2 separate regions of the Mus musculus genome follow, and region 2 is linked to region 1. The links are chromatin loops, found by intact Hi-C in ENCODE. Cell type or tissue: heart. All regions are shown on one strand.

Region 1 (8,000 bases):
AGAAAATGAACATGATCCTACAGAAGCACAGGCGATTTAAACAAAAACTTAAGGAAAGCCAGCTTATCCTTCAATATCGTGTTTGTATTATAAATCAGAAAAGTAATGTATCTCATCAGAAAAGTTATATATATATATATATACATACACACAGACACACATACATACATATATATACATATACATACACACACACACACATATATATGTATATATATATATACTGCAGATAATGTAAACATTGTTGAGATAATTGCTGGTGTGCTGGGTTCATTACTCAGTAGTACAGCATTTGCTTAGCATGTAGCAGGCTCTGGATTCAATCTGAACACTGCAGAACGAACTAAATGACCCAGCAACATTTTGGTGCATGGCTGAGAAACATGCGTGAATGATGGACATGTGCATTTTGGTTTTGATTCCTTTTGATCTTTACATAAGACAGAATAACAATCACACATGGTATCATTTTCTAATTTTTTCTTTCTTTTTCTTTTTCTTTTTTTTTTTTTTTGATGCTTTAAGATAGGGTCTCTTGTAGCTCAGACTGGCCTGAAACTCACAATCCTCTTGCCTCCCAGCTCCAAGAGCTGGGATTGCAGGCTGTGCCACCGTGCTGCCATGATATGACACGTATCTAGCTTCCTCTGAGAACATTATCTTTAATGTACGTGAGATCCATCTCGTTCCCCAGCAGTGGGATCTCAAGCATGTGTCACTGCACCAACCTCCTCATGGGGTTTCTGGGGATCAAAATCAGGACCTCATGCTTGTAAGGCGAGGTCTTCACAGACTTAAGCTGTCTTCCTAAGACCCCAGACCCATTTCACGTACATTATTAGCATCCGGCCTTTAGCCTGTTGAAAGCCATCTTGACTCTCTTGTTACCACTACTGGCTCCAAGCTCTGGTGGTGGTGATATTATACTGCACCCACAAATTCCTTCTGACTACACCCTTGACCTAACACTGACCAGACAGATAAGGGTTTTGTTTCTGTTTTTGTTTTTTTTGCCTTAACTCTTCATTAACTCTTCATACTTTTTCTGCTCAACAAAATAACTTTGACTTGACCCTGCGGAGTATCAATTACCTCCAAAAGCTCCCTTGGTCTTCGGGCTTCTCTCACTAATGTCAGTGAGAGAGGGAGAAAGTACAATAAAGTACAACGAACTTCCCAGGAGTGGGAAGAAAACAAAACAGACACGCAAACACCCCGGAGCTGACAGGGCTAAAGGGCTAAACTCAGGTGAGCTGAGCAGATACCGACCGAAGGGGAAACGTTTAAAAAGATGTCTAGGGCAGAGGGAGAGAAGGGAAAAGGCACAGAAACCAAGCATTTGAGAGAATAAGAGGATTCCAATGAGACTAGAAAAAAAACTTCATCTAGTGAAGTAACAAAGTCACATGCAAATTTAAGGTGCCTCTAACACTAAGACCAAGAATTTTCTTTCCTTAAGCATTTGGCAAAAATATAGTTCTTTGAGGGACAAAAGAAAGAGGAGAAGGTGGGAAAGTATGGAGAAAATTGGGCCAAGGAGGGAAAAGGAGGGGGAGGGAAAGGAGCAGAGGAGAGAGGGGAGAGATGGGTTTGATGGAGGGAGTAATACAATTTGTATGCTTGCCCCAGCGCAGTGATACCAGCAACAATTGAGGTCCTGTCCATCTAGTTATGACTGCTTGGTGGCAAGCTCTTCATCGTGTAATTCATGGTAGCTTAGCACACTAGCCCTCCTGGGAAAATCAATTTCTCTTTTTCTCCCCCTCCCCTTCCTCTTTTTAGGAAGTTTTAAGATCAAATTTAGGGCCTTGTGCATGCTAAGAACATTGTCTCCCACTGCCTGAATTCTTCTCATTTTTGTTGCCTATATAATCCCAAACTATAAAATCATCAAGCACCGGGTAACCACTTCCAGTTGCTGCCATACGCCAGCATCTATTAAACATTTTACTTTGCCTTGGGAAACGGCTTGAGTCTTCCTCTCTCCTAGGGCCGCAAATACCCACTGTCAACTCAGGCTGATCTACAGTGACAGCATTTGTGGGAGGAGAAATAGAGAGGCTGATTCACAAATGCACAGACTGTAGGTACCCTAAACAGCAAGGTGCCATAATGTATCTTACACACTCCAAGGGTGTGAGGAAGCTGTGCATTTGAGATATCCAATTAATGGTGGCTTGTTAGAGCACTACAACATCCTCAATAGCAAAAGCTTGAATGTTAGGATTTGGTATTTTGAGATGTTTTGGTGTTGAAATGAAAACAGCCCTGTGAGTTTAATAGATGATATCTCTGATAGATCAGATTATTCTCCATTTTGATACCAAGTGGGCAACAGAGTCCTACAAGAGCAGAGCAGCCGAGTGCTGGTAAGTAAGCTGTAGGAGAAAAGTCTGTGTACAGAGCATGCTTAGGGGGTTGGGGCCTGAGTGAGCTCCTGCCTTACGGTGTCACCCTGGGCCTATAAGGAGCAGCAGAAGGAAAGGGGAAACAAAGACACACAGAGAAGGGGAAAGCTAAAAACCGAGCCAAGCCACAGTAGAGGGTTTGCGTAGCAATACACAAGGCCATGGGTTCAATACCCAGAACTGGAAAGAAATTAAAAATCAACCATTTCATAACTTTGTTGGCTGGCTGGGGTGGTCAACTTTCCCAGGGCATAGTCACAGAGCAGTAGGAAAATATGAGGCTACCCTGAGTACCAGCTCATTAGTAGCCTCCAAAAGCCTGAGAAAAGCCTGCTCATTCCCAGTAGAATGTATCGAATAGAACACAGCAGACTTCTAGACCTTTCTGCTCTTCCATTTACTTTTTTATTGTTCATTCTCTCTCCAAACAGGTGACAAAATAGCATCAGAGGGAGGCGTGCTGAAGAAACAGGGGCCTTACTTTTTTATAATGCACCTAAATGATCCACATGCCGATGGCATGCAGCTTACAACGGCACAGCCCTTCCTCCGCCTGCTTTAGACTCCACTTGTCAAAATGCTTGGCCTGCAACCCCTTAGTCTGTGCCAGCTAAAAGTCTTACATGTAAGACGCGAATGCCACCTAGTGGGAGGTAGAAAAATAACACAAGCTAACCGTAGGCCAAGAAATACTCAGACATCAAATGTTGTCTCCCATCATCCTATAGCCAAAGTTTCCCAAGTGCAGGATGACCCTTGACACCACAATCGTGAACGCTGACTGGCTGGTGTATATAGCAATATACAATAGACAAGTATAAGCACTCTAAAGTCCTCACTTTACAAACATGAGATAAAGCTAAATGAACTCAGAGCTGGAAGGGGAGCAGACTGCTAAGAAACATCCAATTATAATATATATATGTGTGTGTGTGTGTGTGTGTGTATGTATGTATGTATATGTATGTATATGCATGTATATATGTATATGTGTATATATATATATATGTATATATATATATATATATATATATATATATATATATATATATATATGTGTGTGTGTGTGTGTGTGTGTGTGTATATACACATACATACATACATACAGAGAGAGAGAGAGATGTATATACACAAGGGGGCACCAGAGCATGGTGACTCAAAGAACTGAAGCTTGATACTAGTTGTCTACATTTTATTTACATGGAAAGTTGGAGACTCTATCCCTCAGCAGGAACAATGTCTTAAAGTACTCACATACTTTTTCTCATCTAATAGTCTCTGCTTTCTCCAGCAGAGATTATCCCACAAGCAGAAGCAACAAGGACTGCTAAGTTCTTACAAGTGGTTGCTCTCCTTTCTTACCAGTTACGCCAGGATTGAAAATAGCGGACTCCTTCCTTTTTGAAGTTTCATTATAGAAAATGTATTTCCATTTAATATACCCTGTTAGATTAAAATTTCAAGGAACTGAACTGCCGACTTGTCATAATGGAATGCACTTTAATGACCTATGACTCATTGTCACAGTGGCCAATTATTTATCACAGAACTTAGAAGCTTCAAGAAAAACTCTAAGCATTCAGTCAGCATTTGTAAGTGGACTACATTCACTAATACTGAAATATACCAGTGAGAATCACAATTATCGATTTCTCTGTTTCTTCTGATAGCCACTGTTAACGACACTTTCTTCAGGGATAAATTTCACACTACCAGTTTTAGCTACAAGAAAAACTGAAACATCAACTATCGGAAGAAATGATAACAATACCGCCAGGATCAGCTCACTGCAATCTTTCTTATCTCCTGGGCTGGAAATAGCTGCAGCTCTTATCTAGACTAACATTCTGCTGATAGCAACGAGGGTAGTCACTGACTGGGTACTGAGGACCTACTAACTCTATGCACCAGGCTCCCTTACCTCAGCTGTGCAGCTCCTCTCAGCCACCCAAGCCTTCCCGACTCCATCTGCACATACTGTATTGTCTACAATACAGCGAGCAACTTTACATGAATGGTGGCAGACTATACATACTGCTCTGCAACTCACTTTTTTCTTTTAACAAAATAACTCGAAGAGTTGTTTCATTTTGGTATGTCATAAGCCCACCTCCTTTTTATTAGATGAAAAATATTTCATTGTATGAACACACTATAATGTAGTTTTTCAGCCCTGGAAGAAAACATATTTTAGTCACTCAATCTTAGCAACGTATATGACCCCACGCAGGCACCGGTTGACGCTGTAAGGCAGTGAGATTCTGCTACCCAGAAACCTCAGAGTTGCCGCTGGGATCTGAGTGGAGGATCACACAAAATTTGTGGGTTAAATTCTTTTTTCTGGTGTACATAAGAATATGTGAGCACAAGTATAAAAAGGCCAGACGTCATCATCAGGTATCTAATTGAACTACCTCTCTCTCTCTCTCTCTCTCTCATTTAGTGGCATATTTGAGATGGTTTGTTTATTTATTTGCTATTTATTGAGACAGTCTCTTACCAGCCTGGAGCTCATCAATTTGGCTGGCCTCGCTAGCCAATGCTCTCCAGAAGCCATCTGTCCCTGCCTCCCTAGTGTGGTGGTTACAGGTACACACCATAGCTCCTGGATTTTATATGGGGGCTCAAGTTTGTGTGACAAATACTTCACTGACAGAGCCTCTCCCCTGGATTTAATCCCCCCTACATCACAATTGTATTCTTCCTGCCGGCAGTAGACAATGACTTCTGTCATAGCTTACTGATAAGATACTTTTCTAATATATGCACTTAAACATTTCTAAACGAGGACACCTCACAATCTCTAACACCGGATGTCTGAATTACTGTTGGCCAGGTGGCAGTGTGCTCGCTACTTCTGGTGGTGTGCTGACATCCGACTGCCAGGCCATCTCTGTCAAACCACTGAAGGAAGGCATGGGAACCGGAAGTGAGAAGGCCTCTCATGACGCCATCTGGTGAGACCGGGACAGTGCAAGGACGGGAACCTGCGCGCGGCCTCAGTGCTGCTGAAGAAACCAAGGAAGGCTGTGTCATCAAAGCCACCCACTCTCTTTCCGGCCAAAGGACAATTGTCCACGTAGGAGGGACACACAACTGGTCTGATGACTAAATCAAAAGCTGATCCAGAAGAGCCAGGGTTTTTAAGTGTGAGGTGTTAATAATGTCTTAACCAATGCACTTTGTTTCTATGATCAACTTGTATAGTTCCATAAGAGACAAATGAGAAGTAACACATACGGTCAAGAGTTCTTCCAGTGAAAACACAGCAAAAATTCCAAGTCCAGTACTGTACATGTATGATACACACGGGCACAGCATGCGTGAGTGAGTGTGTGCGTGTTGTGGGTTGGGGTTTTTGAAATGATCTGATTATGTGTATGGGTGCTTTGTCTGCAAGAATGTCTGTGCACCATGTGCATGGCTACTGTTGATGGAGAACAGAAGAAGGCGTCAGATCTCCTGGGACTGGAATTACGGACAGTTGTGAGCTATCATGTATGTGTGTGCTAGGAATCAAATCCAGGTCCTCTAACAGAACAGTCAGTTCTCTTAACCACTGAACTTCGTTCCAAACCCTCTTTGTCCGTCTGTCTATCAGTGCGTCTTTCTGACCCACTGGCTGACTGACCGACCTACCTACCTACCTACCTGCCCACCATGCAAGTCAAGTCTCAGTATGTAGCCCCAGCTCTCCTGGAACTCACTCTAGACCACACTGGCCTCAAACCCATAGAAATCTGCCAGTTTGTACCTCACAAGTGTTGGGATTAAAAGCACGTGCCACTATGCCAGGCTTTGTATATTTTAAACGCAATTGACAACCAACAGCATCTCAGATTTGATGAAATATTCCAAATCCCATGTTACATCATTCAGGAACATTTTAGTTTTTCTCACAGATTTTGCACATTCCTGTTAAAACTACTGCAAGCGTATTTTATATATTTTTCTATCTCATTTTCTCATCTTTTTTTCCTCTCTTTCTTTCTTCATTTATTTATCTAGAGTGTGAACACACAAGTGCTATTGTATTTATCTGCAGGTCTGAACACTTTCTTTGGGTAAGTTCTCTCCCGCCATCCTGTGAATCCTGGGGATTTAACTCAAGTAGTCAGGCTCAGTGGCCTTTTCCTGCTGAGCCATCTTGCTGGTGCCTCGGGGCTTTTTGCATGTTACTTCTTTCTTTTCTTTTCTTTTCTTTTCCTTTTTCTTTTTCTTTCTTTTTTTTTTTTAACAGACTAGGTATGAGTAAGTAGCCCAGGCTGGCCCCAATCTCACAATCTTCCTGCCTCTGCCTCTTGAGTGCTAAATGCTAGGAATGGGCCATCACACATTTGGTCTTATTTTTGCCTATTTTGTAAGTAATCACTTTGTGTATGTGTGCCCACAAGTTTGTATATGCATTGAGGCCAGAGGAGGGCAATTATCTTCCATCTTGTTTCTAAGAGGCAAGGTCTCTTTCTGGAACTCATGTGGGTTGTTTGTTTGTTTGTTTGTTTGTTTTTTATAGACTGGCAGCCAGCAAGTCGTGGTGATCCTCCTATCTCGACTCACTCCATCACTGTGTTTAAAGTTGTACGTGGGCTCACATCTAGCTTATGTGGTTGCTAGGATGCAACCTTTGGTCCTTCAGTTGCACACTAAGCATCTTACTCACGTCAGCATCTTTCTACCCAATAACTACTTGATCGAACTCACTTACTGGGACTTTTTTTTTTTTTAAAGGAGATTCTCTTGAGGTTTCCAGTCATAAACTGAAAGATTATTTAATCTCAAGTGATTTTAAGTTACCCGCTGTCATTGTAGCTCAGTGAAGGCAAAGGCCTATTCCTTTTCTATCTGTAGTATCAGATTACTCTGCACGAAGCGGGCAACCAACAGGCATCCGAGTCCCTTACATACATGCGCCCTCCTTGACAAAACCCAGCCCTTTGCTTAACAGACTCGTTTATTCCAAGACACAAAAATGTGCAAGTGAGGAAACAGGACTCATATGCACACACATCAGGGTATGAGTCCTGTAAGAAAATGATGATTTCATTATCGATTCTATTGATCTTTTGGGCTGTACTGTATTATATCTTAATTGCTAGAAGCCCTAGGTATGAAGTGAGCACATTAAGACCTCACCTTTTAGATCTCAGATCTGATGAATCAAACTGGATGTTCATAGGCCCAGGGCTTACTTCATGTTCCACCTCAGAGAGAAGATGCCTGGAATCACCATCCACACTTGCCATTTTCCCTCAGATTCCAGGCACTGGGGCAGCCAGTCCTATAGCAACCAGGAAAAAAAAAGTAATTTTGTTTAATCTTAAAAACATTTTACTATTTTTAATATATTTGCATGCAGACAAAATAGAGAGGTATGGGAATTTGCTGCTAGTATCGTTTTTAAAGGCGGCTCCCTATTCCCCAGGTTGGTCTCCGACTCTTAGGCAAGCCTAGGACCACGGTGCAAAGCCGCCAGGGCTTAAAGGAGGTAAGTGATTGACATGTATCATTACTAACTTGAGTGGTTTTTCTTTTTTTGTCTTTCAGCCTAAAGAAAAATAAGTGAGACAATTCATTTCCAGGACTATACAGATG
Region 2 (8,000 bases), 240 kb before region 1:
AATGCCATTAATAATTTTGAGTAAGAATTTTTGGATTGATTTTCAGTTTTATGTAACTAGAATTCCAGTGAACTATTACATATTCAAATTGTGGACAACCTGATAAAATATTTCCAGTATCACTTAATTAAAGTTTAGTTCCTTAAGTAGTAATACTCATTGGATAAAATTATACCAATTTTACATTCAAGTAAAGCAAATGGATTTAAAAGTAGCTTGCTTTTAAAGAGAGCTCACTAAGCTAGATGTGTGACATGCCTGTAATACCAGCACCTGGGAGATGGGGGAGGCGGAGCTAGAAGAAATGAGATCAGTGGTAGTGTAGGCTACGTGCCAGGGCCTTGCCCTCCTCTCCACATAAGCAGCTCAGTAATTATCATCATCATCATTATATTGTTATTACTGTTACTTTTTTCTGTGGTCTTTTGAGACAGGGTTTCTCTGTGTATCCTTGGCTATCCTAAAACTCCCTCTGTAGAATAGGCTGGCCTCAAATTCACAGAGCTCACCTGGGTCTGCCCCCTGAGTGCTAGGATTAGAGGCATGAACCACCACTGCCTGTCTGACTCTCAATAATTATTTAATATGAAAGAATATATAGACCTTCTGGTTTACAAAGGTAACAGTCATTTTTAAGTTAATTTAGTTTTATAAACCCATAAATGTATATTTGTAAAAAAAAAAAAAAAGTAAGTATTAAATAAGCAAGTGAAACAACACTGCCTTAACTAATATCTCTTCAAAAGTAAATGTGGTTGTAATTTTGGATATACCAGAAAATTTAACATTTAAAAGCTAATGTTTAATATGTACATACCTAATGTAAGATTGGGTTTTTATTTAAAGAATTCAATTAGTCTATATCGGTGTTTCTCAACTTTGCTAATGCTGAAACCTTTTTTAATAGAGTTCATGATGTTGTGGTGACCCCAACCATATGTCATTTCATTGCTACTTCATAACTATAATTTTGATACTATTAGGAATTATAATGTAAATATCTTATTTGTGACCCCAAAGGGGTCGTGACCCACAGGTTTAGATCTGCTGATCTGTGTATTCATGATAAAAATAATGTAAGAAAACAGCAACACTTTTACTTTTGCCAAATTCCTACAGATACTTCTGAGCATATTTTCTATTTGCTTTAAAAACCGTGAGTCCTGGACCAACTAGTGGGTTAAGGCTCTTACCCCTGAGACTGGCAATCTGAGTTCATTCCCAGGATCCAAATACTAGGATTAGACCTCCAAACAATTGCCACGGCACACGCATGCACACAAACACTCACACCACTGAGCACTGCAAATAATCTCACTCAGATCTTGTGCTAAACAAACTTAAATATATCATGAAAGTATAAGAAAAAGTTAATTATTAAAATAAATATTAAGATGCAAAGAGAAAAAAATAACGTGGAACAGAGAGACATTTTTTGAAACTATATATTCAAAACTGTATTAAAAAAACCCAACTAAGTATTTTCAAGTCATTGATAATAATAAGCTATTAAAATACTTTTTAAAGTAGTTTTACAAAACAATTAAGGAATTTTATTAATAAGAGGTAGAGTTAATGTTTCTTAGTTAGAGATAGGATAGGACGTTTTAAGAGCACTACACCCATTTCGAATGTACTGTTCATCAGATCCGTCTTTTATTTCCAGAAGTCTTTCATGTGGAATAGCAATAGCGTGACTTGTAGATGTATTGCTGTAGTGTCCTAGGCATTGTTAACCTCTGCTTCTCCAGTGAAGTGGAAATGCTGTCAGCTGCCTTGGTACTGGGCTCCTGTCTGTTAACCGGAAGGCTACAGTGGGAACTGCTTTCTCAGGGTCTGTTCTGCCTTACTCTTGTATCTGCTCCATAGCGCCATGAGCAGAAGCAGGTTTCAGTATGGTCTGTGGCCAAAAAATATGCTTGTGTAAAGTAGTTTGCAAATTCAATTCGTAAGCTTATGAGAAAATAACTTACTATCACTTAGCTAACACTAAATTCCAAACTATATTTTTGTTTCTTAGAGCGTGGTGTAGTATGGGAAGAAACTATTATTTTGCTTCCAGATAATGTTCACTATGTCTTTCTTTCGGCTACTATTCCAAATGCTCGACAGTTTGCTGAATGGATTTGTCACCTACATAAACAGGTACATGTATACACTTTTTATGTCTTCACTATTTAACTCTTGCTGATTGGGCTTGCCATCTTCTTATAGATTTTCCTTATGCTCTTAAGGATAAAGAAGGCAGTTTACTGGGAATCTACTTCCTAAATCAAGCAGCTTATAAATTGAGTAGACTGGCTAGAACATTCATGTCTGAGTTCCAGCTCCAATCCAGTGTAGCTGAGCCTCTACGAGTTGGGCTTTGGAATCTCATCTTGTAAAAGTTGCCAAGTGAGTCCTGATGCTCTCCCACGTTTGGCAATAATGTGCATTTACTCTGACAGTGAGCTCCAGCACCCAGTGCAGAAGTTTTTCTAAGGAAGACCAAAAAAGCCTACCCATCTCTTTAGCGTTTGATTTGCTAGCTCTTATGAAAATACATTCACATTTAGTATTCTTTGTTTCTCCTTTGCATTTCTAGTGTAACTTGGATGTCAGTGTAAGACTGTGCGTGCCACAAATGCTTGTTTGTGAGTGCTGAAAGGATATTGGTTTTGTGTTTCTGCCCTTGCTTTATAGTTACCCTCATGAACTGACTTTATGTAGGTGATGTCAGTGTCACTCTCCTTCTCTGTGGCTTCAGTGAATCTCCTCATGGAGCTAGAGTTCTGCTGTTGAGTTTTGTTTTGTTTTCATACATCAGGGATGCCTTCTATCACCACAGTAGCCTCTGTAGCTAGAGGCAGTGTCTGTGACTGCAGTACTCTAGGATGAGTTCATGGGTAATTGAAGTTCAGACCATATACTTGGCCTTGATTATGGAACTGGTAAATTAAAAATCAGATTGTGGTATGAATTAGTAGATCTATTTCTTTCCCCCATTTTTCACTTACCTGGCTTTTAAGCTTGTTTGAAAGTGTTAAATTCTTGTCAAATATTTAAGCCAATTTTATTTTCTCAAATTTTATTTTTGTTGAGTAGATCAAATATACAGTTTACCTTGAAATACAACTTTTTTAAATTCTTTCCCTTTACAGCCCTGTCATGTTATTTACACTGATTATCGACCCACTCCACTGCAACACTACATATTTCCAGCAGGGGGAGATGGCCTTCACCTGGTGGTTGATGAAAATGTAAGAGAAGAATGCACATGTCTCTGTAATGCCATCTTTTATATGTTCCTTTTCCTCAATTGTGAACGGAGAAAATATTAACCACCCCCTACATACTCCCCCCCCCCCCCCCCCGGTCTCAAATACTTTTACTCGTTAAGAATAATTCTTTAAATAGTATCTGATGATGCTGTGGTAGTGCTCGCCTGTAGTCTTGGCTCTTGGGAAGCTCAGATAAGTTTTTTGTTCCCAGGAGTTTGAGGCCAACTTAGTGAAATGATGATTTAAAAACAAATTAAATTTGAGACTTTTATGTCACCCATGAATTCACTTTCTTCCATTCTCAACTGCCGGAGAACAAGCGCTCTGATGTGCCGGATGATTTATGTCTTGTTCAGTTTCAATTCTCCTTGAACAGACTTTATTATCACAAATCACTTAAGTGGCCTTTGTTAAAATCTTGTTGCATTAAAGTTTGTTCTTTGGGGCTGGAGAGATGGCTTAGTGGTTAAGAGCACTGACTGCTCTTCCACAGAGGTCCTGAGTTCAATTCCCAGCAACCACGTGGTGGCTCACAACCATCTGTAATGGGATACATTGACCTCTTGTGTGTCTGAGGACAGTGACAGTGTACTCACATACATAAAAAAAATTGTTCTTTAGAGAAACTTTATGTTTAAGAAATGTTTAAGTTATGGTTAACTATTTGTGAGTCGCTCCGTGTTCCCGGAACTGAGCCCAGGCCCTCTGTAAGAACACACACACGTTTAGCCACTGAGTCGTTTCTCTAGCCTTGATTATCGATTTGCAAAGTTATATAGAAAAAAATATGATTCTAGGGTGACTTCAGAGAAGATAATTTTAACACTGCAATGCAAGTGCTGCGGGATGCAGGTGATTTGGCCAAAGGAGACCAGAAGGGACGGAAAGGAGGAACAAAAGGTAATTCGGGGCTTAGCTTTTAGACAGAAGTTTACTTGTCTGTCTTTTGATGTTTTTTGAGGGAGCTTTGTAAAGATATAGTTGATGTATGACAAATTTGGATGAATAAAGGGCGATGTTTTTCTTACATGGCATTAATTTAAGTGTAATATGTAGTTTATAGTTTACCCACATAAAGTGGTAATTAGTGGGTTCAGGTATATTCATTCACATGATTGCAAAACCATTGCCAGAGTCAGCTTTGAATTTCCATATGATTTCCATACCATGAAATTCATTATTTTAAAATTCAGTATGATAATTTCTAGTAGATTCATAGAACTGTGCAACTGTTCCTACTACCCATTCTTTTAAAAGATTTATTCTATGTAAGTACACTGTAGCTGTCTTCAAACACACCAGAAGAGGGCATCAGATCTCTTTACAGATAGTTGTGAGCCACCATGTGGTTGCTGGGATTTGAACTCATGACCTCTGGAAGAGCATTCAGTGCTCTCAACCGCTGAGCCATCTCTCCAGCCCTCCTACTACCCATTTCTAAGGAAATTTCCTCCGACTCTTCTCTCCCCAGGCTCCTCATCCATTTTCCTTGTGTGCCACAGACTTAGCTATCTTTTTAAGTTAGTCTCTTTTTCTGCCTCCATCAATTTGACTTCTCTGGATGTATCATGAAAATAGTTCCACATGGTCTTTTGTAGCTGACTCCTTTGAATGACATGAGATTCATACACTGTGTGTATTATACTATGTGTCAGTATTTCACTCTGTGAGTGTATATGTGATCAAATAATATTGTTTCATGAGAATATACAGTATTTGAGTAGATATGGAGTTTCTGGGTTTTTTTTTTGTAGAATATGCATAATAGTGCTGTAAACATTTTGCTTGTACTACAAGTTTTTGTAGAAATATGTGTTTTCTTTTTTTCTGGGTCTGTATCTAGGAGAATTGGTGAGTTATGGGAAATTTAACCTTTTGATTACTGCTACATATTTTCCAAAGTAGCTACACCATTTTGCATTTTTCATGCTATTCCTTTGAGGAATTTTTGAGTACCATTTTCCTCCACTTCTAGATTGATGCTTAGTTGTGTATAGTGGCTTATAATCCTAGTAAACGTGAAGTAGTGTTTCAGTGTGCTCCGCATCTGTGTCTCCCTGTGGCCACTGATGGTAAACCTCTTACTATAGACTTTTGGCATCATTATCATCCTTTGTGCACTTGAAAAAAATTAAAAATTTGTTTTAAAATTTATCTTACATGTGTGTATATCTGTATGTATTTGTGCCTTTGGAGGGCAGAAAGGGCATTGGGTCCCTTGGAGCTGAAGTTTAGTTATGAGCCCCACTTGTCACAAGTGCGGGGACTCCATCTCTGGTCCTCATGGTTAACAAGGGCTCTTAACTGCTGAGCCATTTCTTAGCACCCCAATTGTCTTACTGTAAATTGGATTGTCTTTGAGTTTTAAACGTTCTTACATTCCAGGTGGACCTGTATCAAATAGATAACTTGAGAGTTTTTTCCATATTGTAGAAAACTGGGGTTGGTTTTTTTACTTACTGCTCATGTCTGTTAAAAGCAGAGTTCTTCACACTGGTGAAATCTCGTTTTATTCTCTGTCACAATGCTTCTACTCTGAATGTCAGAGCCAACGATGCTTTGAAGGTCTCCATCTTGTTTTTTACTATAGGCGTCTTTTAAATTTTATTTTACAGTTTTACTTAGATCTATTCTCCATCTTGAGTTAATTTAGGGTGTGACTTATTTGCCCTTTTTAGGTCCATCAAATGTGTTCAAGATTGTGAAGATGATTATGGAGAGAAATTTCCAGCCTGTGATCATCTTCAGTTTCAGTAAGAAGGACTGTGAAGCATATGCTCTTCAGATGACGAAGCTAGACTTCAACACAGGTACTGATCATTTCCATGTGGTTTTAATGTTGTAGCTGCATTAGTCTAAAGTAAATTCTTGGTAGTATATCTACTTATATTAGTAGCATATGCAATTTGCTTATAATCATAATCGTTTGGACTCAGCATCTTTGCAAAGTCTTTATAAGGTTTTCTCTGTTTCTTCGTCCTCCATCTCCCCTTGGGCCTGGTATATGATGGGCAAGCGCTGTACCGCTGCAGCCCAAACCTTGGCCCTCCTATTTTATTGGAAGATATAAATACATATCTCTATATTTAAAAAGCCAGGGAATATTACTGAGAACTATTACAGTCATACTTTCTTGTACTTCATAAATTCAGTTATTCTGAATCTGTCTCTCATTCAATAAAGGATAATTTTATTGAAAGCACTGTTCTTTATTCTTGCAGTAATCTAAACCCACTCTTTGCCTCAGTGTGCTGAATTTCTCAAAACATCCAGCAAGTGTATGTTCACAGAAATGTATCTCACTTAACGTTACACAGCTGGGGAGTAGCATAACCAAGCCCAGACTGCCACTTCAGTGCTTATTCATTTTCATCTACTTATGTGTAATCCAAATAATAAATCTTGAGTAATCCAAAATTAATTTTCGTTTTATCCTGGTGTGGAGATGTAGGCCTGTAATCCTAGCATTTGGGAAGCCGAAGCAGTAGGACTGGAAGCCAGCTGGGGCAACATTGGAGATATTGTCTCAAAACAAATGAAAAAAACTCAGTTATCATATTTTCATATTTTCTTTATGTGCTTTAAAGTCTTTTCCATGGGTAAAAATGAGATGACAGGTAAATTGCTTTGCTTGTTATAACTTTCAGTATTGTAATTATTCTTAAGGACTGGGGGTTATGTATGAGTAATATATCAGATAGTTTTTGAGAATCTATTCCTCGGTTGGCACAGTAAAGAGAGACACTAACAATATAGGCTTTGGGATTGACACTCTACAGTTACGAGCAGTGCTTTACTGCACTCAGCCTCCGTTACCTCGGAGCAGTACCCGGTTGGTAAGAACCTGTAGATGTTTGAATCGAGTGTCGCCCTCAGTTCCTTTGATGTAATTATTGCTATTGTAGCTCTAGCTGGCCTGCAATTCATGGCAGCTCCTGCCTCAACCTCTTAATATTGTTACTGAGTTTATTAACTTTTTCATGTATTAAAACTGCTAGATGTGTTTCAAGGACAGTGAGTTGTGTCTTGTGGGGTGGCTTAAAAAACCCTGATTCTTTACTTTGACTTTTGTGGGGAAACTCTGCTAATTAATTTCAAAGTCTGTGATTGACTGGGTAGCCTTCTGAGCTCAGCACAGAATGGAGGACTCTCTTCAATGGCAGGGCTTCCCCTTCTCTGATCTTGTCAGGGAATTCAGCCCCCGCCCCCCCCCCCCCAACACACACACACACACACACACACACACACACACACACAGTGTATGTGCATCTCCCTGCACAATATCATGTAACCTTACTTAGATTACAGCTTTACCTTCCTTTCTCTCAATACAAACCCAGTCAGCCAGCACCTGAGACTCCTGAATGCTTCTCAATGCTTCTCGATGCTAATGAGACATCTCGGTACCCTAAACCTTTAGCCAACGACCTTTGCCCATCTTGGATGTTCCTAGTCCCTGTTCCCCAAATGATATAAGCCTTGAATTACAGAAGCCAGGTTACGGTGATCTGCTTCCCTGCACTGGTCCCGGGCTGTCACTCACCAGGCAGACTCACAGGGCTTCTCATCACCCCTTTAGTCCCCTTCAGTCTCTGCGCCCTTTGCCCTCTGACTGATGGACTGGGGCAGAGAGGGCCACAGCTTTTTATAGACTTATTTTTTTAATGAGTGAGGTTTAGTACCACTGATCCATTTTAATATTTATGTGCCATTGAATTTTTTCTCATAGATGAAGAAAAG

The links. Peaks named below come from ENCODE experiments on the same cell type or tissue, not always from the same donor. Only the 100,000 strongest peaks of a DNase experiment are listed, where the experiment ranks them.
Region 2: it touches region 1 in a loop (7-fold over the local background); 22 of 42 quality-filtered maps call a loop at or near these places.

What each region holds. Positions count from the first base shown.
Region 1 is chr13:112,669,273-112,677,272 of GRCm38, reverse strand. Slc38a9 (solute carrier family 38, member 9) reads right to left here. Exons shown (of 15, transcript NM_178746.4): 2 at 7,542-7,686. The coding sequence starts at 7,651. Gm52034 (a long non-coding RNA gene) reads left to right here and starts at 3,906. Exons shown (of 2, transcript XR_003950560.1): 1 at 3,906-4,000; 2 at 5,245-7,709. In heart, CTCF peaks have their summits at 3,068 (motif pointing left) and 5,360 (motif pointing left); a DNase peak (open chromatin) is centred at 2,992.
Region 2 is chr13:112,905,055-112,913,054 of GRCm38, reverse strand. Mtrex (Mtr4 exosome RNA helicase) reads left to right here. Exons shown (of 27, transcript NM_028151.2): 8 at 2,021-2,145; 9 at 3,141-3,239; 10 at 4,058-4,160; 11 at 5,939-6,070; 12 at 7,990-8,000. Among named protein-coding and RNA genes, the nearest start is that of Mtrex, 18 kb to the left of the region's middle. In heart, a CTCF peak has its summit at 3,195 (motif pointing right); no DNase peak of the experiment used is centred here.